2 separate regions of the Homo sapiens genome follow, and region 1 is linked to region 2. The links are chromatin loops, found by intact Hi-C in ENCODE. Cell type or tissue: Calu3. All regions are shown on one strand. Links, peaks and the distances in the headings refer to the core of each region. The heading gives the core; the rest is flanking DNA. Region 1 has its middle 50 kb from the start of SLC5A7. Region 2 overlaps LINC01594 (long intergenic non-protein coding RNA 1594).

Region 1 (2,924 bases), core at 298-2,797, 230 kb after region 2:
TGCCCCATCCCCAGGGCGGTGTCGAAGCTGGGGAGATTTCTGAAGTGCCAAGATGAAGAGAAGAGGGAGATGTCAATCCCTTGCATCACTGGTCCCCACAGACATTCTGAGACGTTCTTTGTTCACTCTGGTGTTTGGGTTTCTGTCTTTTGTTTTTAGGCTTGAAGTTTGAGATATGTGTGGCTTCACTCACATGCCATATTGTAGAAATCTCTGTGAGGGGTCTTTTTTGCCTGGACATATTTGAAACATCACCTCAGAACTTGTTAGGAATGCAAATTCTAGGGCCTCCCCACCAACCTCCTAAATCAGAAATACTGACTAAAACACAATCAGCAGCAGACTGCAAATTCTCTAAGCCTCCATGCTGCAAAGGCTCTGCCCAGGAAGAGTGGGCAGGAACTACCAGTCTCTCCCTCCCTTGGAGGGAGAAGGAGGATATAGGAATCTCATTCTAGTTCCTCCTTTCTCTGTAGAGCAGTACTGGGTTTACAGAAAAATTAAGCAGATTGTAGAGAACATTCCCATTTTCCCCTGTTATTAACTTGCCTTAGTGTGGTACATTTGTCTGAATTAATAAACTGATATTGATACATTATTAACTAAAGTCTACAAGTCACCTTAGGGTTTACTCTTTTTGTTGTACAGTTTTATGGGTTTTAGCGAAGGCATAATGTCAAATATCCATCAACACAACATCATATAGAACATAAAACTTTCATTAAAATTTGAAGACCACAACGTTTCCCTAAATAAAATAAATTAGACATATGAAGTTGTTAATCACCATTAAATGCCTTGAGAAACAAAATAGAGTTCAGGAAGTAAGATCACTTACAGATTTACAATAGTTTACTCTTCAAAGAGACAATACGAATACACACTGCATTCAAAAAGTTCAAATTTACCAATTAAACGTAGGCTGGAAGCAGATAAAATTTATTTAACTAATTTGCTTTGACCAAATATCAAACAAAATAATAGTCTTGGGTCTTCCAGCTTGATTGAAGATGAAACTCCCAGTTTTAGTCTGTGAAACAAAAATCAGATCCTTTTCAAAAACAAGCTTTTTAATGTTAATTGTGAAACATTATTTGTAAGAATTTTCACATTAAATAACATGACCTTGCCATGCTAGCTCGAGTTCGTTAACTCACACAGCAGAAACATTCATGGAAACAGCTTCAAATTCCTACCAGCTCTCAGCAAGTCCTCCAGATCACCCAGTCTCATATCCTTACCCCAAAGAATGAACAAGTATACTCTGCTGACATTAAGAGAATCCCTAATTGCTCCTATGAATAGTGAATTATCAATAGGATGTAATCAAGGGGATTCTGATTTTCTAGCCACTTGTTTTAAATTGTTTGTTGGGGGAGGGGGCAAAAAAGAAAAAAGGTATCACGTCGCCCTCTGCTGGTGAACCCACATAATTAATGAAAACAGGTTAAGATTTGGGAAAGATAAAATATTTTACTACTGTTTACTAAATCAAAGGTCCTGGGTGGTTCCACTTAATTATGTGAAGATAAGTTTAAATCTTGACATAATTTTATTATATTTATTTTAAATTTTATTGCTTAGCTTTTGTATAGTCTATTTTTAATGAAAGCAAGGCCATCACAAACAACTACCCCAGGTTGGCATCGTTGGGTGTATAAAGGAAAAGAAGGTTTTTCCCATTCTGTCTCAAATCATGTGATCTGGCTTTGTAGATTAGCAAAGTCTTGAGCACTACTTGAAATTGACTTGAGAGACTCAGAGGTATGAAGAAAATACTTCAGCATCAACTGTCAGATAAGGCCACAAGCTCTCTTAGTAACAGCAACACAGTATGAATTTAGCAAATCACTTATTGTCTCTTGGTCTGTATTTTCTCATTTATAAAAAAATGAGTTAGAAGGCCTAGCAGATCTCTAGGTTTTAAAAGATTGTAAATCCATAGTTTTTTATTTTATTTTATTTATTTATTTATTTATTTTTTTGAGACGGAGTCTCGCTCTGTCGCCCAGGCTGGAGTGCAGTGGTGCGATCTCGGCTCACCGCAAGCTCCACCTCCCGGGTTCACGCCAATCTTCCTGCCTCAGCTTCCCGAGTATCTGGGACTACAGGCGCCTGCCACCACGCCTGGCTAATTTTTTGTATTTTTAATAGAGACGGGGTTTCACCGTGGTCTGGATCTCCTGACCTCATGATCCTCCCGCCTCGGCCTCCAAAAGTGCTGGGATTACGGGCATGAGCCACCGCACCTGGCCCATCGTTTTCTATTTTTAAAATTTTAAGTATACATTTAATGAAAAGCGTAAGCTCCCCCCCAACTTTTTTTTTTTTGGACGGAGTCTCGCTCTGTCACCAGGCTGGAGTGCAGTGGTGCGATCTCGACTCACCGAAACCTCTGCATCTCGGGTTCAAGAGATTCTCCTGCCTCAGCCTCCCGAGTAGCTGGGATGACAGGCACGCACCACCACGCTCAGCTAATTTTCTTTTTTTTTTTCTTTTAGTAGAGATGGGATTTCACCATGTTAGCCAGGATGGTCTCGATCTCCTGGACCTCGTGATCAGCCCGCCTTGGCCTCCCAAAGTGCTGGGATTACAAGCATGACACACCGCGCCCGGCCAGCCCTCTCTTTTAAAGAACTGTTTCCCCTTTGCTCAGCCCCACTTAGAAACAGGTGGAGCAGCGTGTTCCCTTCATAAGCCACCAAGAAGACCGCAAGCTCAGACTCAGGGAGAGCAGAAGGAGGCCCATCCCATGCTCTGGGAACAAACAGTGCTGTCAGAGGGTGGGTCCCATAGAATTTTGTGAATTTGCTGGTCTCTCTCCGGTCCTGTACAGACACATTTCCTTGTGTTACCACATTGGCCTATAAGAAGCTGCCCACCTTCCTCCTGTCAAACTTTAACTCTCTAATCATCCCTTTTGA
Region 2 (2,924 bases), core at 250-2,749:
TCTGTCTCTGCTCCACCTCTCTCTCATTCTTCCCTCCCTACTTCTTCCTTCTGTTTTTCCTTTCTTTTTTCTACTTTATTTTTTTATTTTTTAAAATTGCAAACATAATACACGTTAATCACGTTAATTGTGGAAAATTTAGAAATGTAGAAATTTATGAAGATGGGAATTAGCAAAATCATCTGTAATCCCATTTCACAGATGAAATGCTTCATGTTGATGGGAGGGCAAAGGAGTGTGTGTGTACGTGTGTATGCACAGCCATGTTTGCACACATACACATACACACACAGGTATCCATATATAATTAGCCAAGATGGCTAGCATTAATTTTTTATTAACAAGACCAATCTGGTTGTTCTTAACTAGTAATTCTCCTTTAAGATAGGGAATGTTGTCAATAGAAAGTGTTTTGCCACTGAAAAATTAAAAGGTGATGCAATTTCTGAAAATATATTTCCAAAGAGTGATGTAGAGTCTTCTGTTTTAAGTATTGTTTTGAATGTGCTTGAGGAGGAAGGTGGGTAGTCTCAAAATATCTCTAAGGACCGCCTTGTTCCCTATTCCTCTGTCCCCCTGCCCTCCAGGCAGATGCCACTAATGTGCTATAGGAAAGGCTCCAAAGGGGTCATTAAGAAATGGCAGTTAAGGTTAAAGATGTTTAGAATGTGTTCAAGAGTAAAAATTGATTTGGAGACTTCACTTGGAAGTGTTAATAGCAAAGACTTGGAACCAACCCAAATGTCCAACAATGATAGACTGGATTAAGAAAATGTGGCACATATACACCATGGAATACTATGCAGCCATAAAAAATGATGAGTTCATGTCCTTTGTAGGGACATGGATGAAATTGGAAATCATCATTCTTAGTAAACTATCACAAGAACAAAAAACCAAACACCGCATGTTCTCACTCATAGGTGGGAATTGAACAATGAGAGCACATGGACACAGGAAGGGGAACATCACACTCTGGGGACTGTTGTGGGGTGGGGGGAGGGGGGAGGGATAGCTTTAGGAGATATACCTAATACTAAATGACGACTTAATGGGTGCAGCACACCAGCATGGCATACGTATACATATGTAACTAACCTACACATTGTGCACATGTACCCTAAAACTTAAAGTATAATAAAAAAAAATTATCTTAAGCCAGAGAGGCAGGCTCCAAGCACTATAATGCCCCAAAGGAGGATCTGCTCAGGACAGAGAAAGCACAACTAAGGATTAGCGCCTCTTACAGAAAATGCTTGGGAACACCATCTCTCCCTTCATCATCAACCAGGCATGCAGCCTGCCCAGGTGGTCTGAGCTGGGGACTGGCCATGCCTTCTGCTGTCCTGTGCTATTTAAAATAAAGAGACATAAAAAGAAGGCAGATGCATGTATGCAACCATCAGAGGTTGAAATGTGGCAGCTGATACAATGATCTTACTCTGGGTTTGCTGTATTTTTGTTTAATCGTAAATAGGAGTAGGAGAGAAATTCCCATGCCGGGACTCAAAATAGCAGTTACTTTCAAAGCTGTTACTGTTTTCTCTCAGTAGATGGCACTGTTTTGAATAACTACATTTTGGTTGAGTTCAATTGGAAAAGTGAACAGAATAAGGCTTCTTTGAATGAAGAAGAATGCATTGTCATGAACTCCAAAGCTTTGCTACCAAAGATAGAAATAGCATGGTAGCAAAAGTATGTTTTCTAGCTCCTAAATCAGCACTATTCTATAGAAATATATTGGGAGCTACATATATATTTTTAAAGTTTTAAGAAGTAACATTGAAATAAGTAACATAAAAGGTGAAATTACTTTTAATAAAGTATTTCCTTTAACCCAATATATCAAAAATATTAAAAATTCCACATGTAATCAATAATACAATTTTTAATGAAATATTTTGCATTCAGATGACTAGCATTTCAAGTCCTCAATAGCCAGTAGCTAATATGATATTATACTACTCAATCTGGCTGGTTACTCCTCTTTTCCTCCCTTCTTTCCTGAAAAGAAGTGTGATTTTCCAGAATAACTGGCCTGAACAGACTCCATGTTTGCACTTTTTAAGAGTAAATTGTTGTGTGGAATTTCATCCTTGCTAAAGTAGGGTATTTGACCTTGCAAAAAGATGTATGTACTAATGCCACTTTTGGTCCTATAGAAGACTACAATGCCAGCATCTGGGATAACTACTAGAATGTTCTCTGCCATCCACTAAGCATTGAATCCCTCCAGACACTGTTACAACAGGTAAGAGTCATCCTTGTATTTATAAAAAAGATGAATTAAGCGAAAAGTTTGAAGAGACACCATGTGACTTGCATCTTTCTCCATCCGTTTCTCTCCATTTAGTCCATTCAATTGACATTTGTAAAGTTCCAAACTGCTTCCCAAAATTTGTCATGTGCTGAAGATGCACAAAAGAAAAAGGTTGCTTCCCATAAGATCACAGTGCTATGGGGGAGTGGACAGATAAGCAGACAATTACACAGAATGGCATAAATGCTATTAAAACATGTTCAAGATATAATAAGAGTTAAGAAAATGCACATACTTTCAGATAGAGGGTGCTTGTGTTAGGAGGTGGGGAAGTGGGGTAAGCTTTCAGAAGGGTTTGGTGTCTGAGCTGAGTCATTGAAGGACGAGTAGGGCCACAGGACTCGGAAGATGGCATGTTCAGTTCAGGGAGGGTGAGGATGCACCAGGTAAGGCCAGCATAAGCACTGCCTGGAGGTGTGAGAGGATGTGGTATGTTTAGAGAACTACAAGTAATTGAGGTTTTCTGGTGTGTATAAAGCAGCAAGAGATGGACGATGCCTGGATCATCAAAGGCCTTGTATTTTATGCCAAGGCATTAAATTCAATATTGAAGACCAAAAGGATTAAGTAATTTTTATTAGAGGAATGATATGGGTAGATTTCA

Evidence for each region. Hi-C counts contacts between places; a loop is a spot of excess contacts. Peaks named below come from ENCODE experiments on the same cell type or tissue, not always from the same donor. Only the 100,000 strongest peaks of a DNase experiment are listed, where the experiment ranks them.
Region 1: a loop joins it to region 2, with 11 times the contacts of the local background. A loop is called at or near these places in 23 of 110 quality-filtered maps.

The regions. Positions count from the first base shown.
Region 1 is chr2:107,935,460-107,938,383 of GRCh38, reverse strand. No RefSeq gene overlaps it. Among named protein-coding and RNA genes, the nearest start is that of SLC5A7, 50 kb to the left of the region's middle. In Calu3, for the core only: a CTCF peak has its summit at 1,436 (motif pointing left); a DNase peak (open chromatin) is centred at 1,413.
Region 2 is chr2:108,168,825-108,171,748 of GRCh38, reverse strand. It overlaps LINC01594 (long intergenic non-protein coding RNA 1594), which reads left to right. Exons shown (of 5, transcript NR_131251.1): 4 at 2,163-2,251. Among named protein-coding and RNA genes, the nearest start is that of LINC01594, 48 kb to the left of the region's middle. In Calu3, for the core only: a CTCF peak has its summit at 1,547 (motif pointing right); no DNase peak of the experiment used is centred there.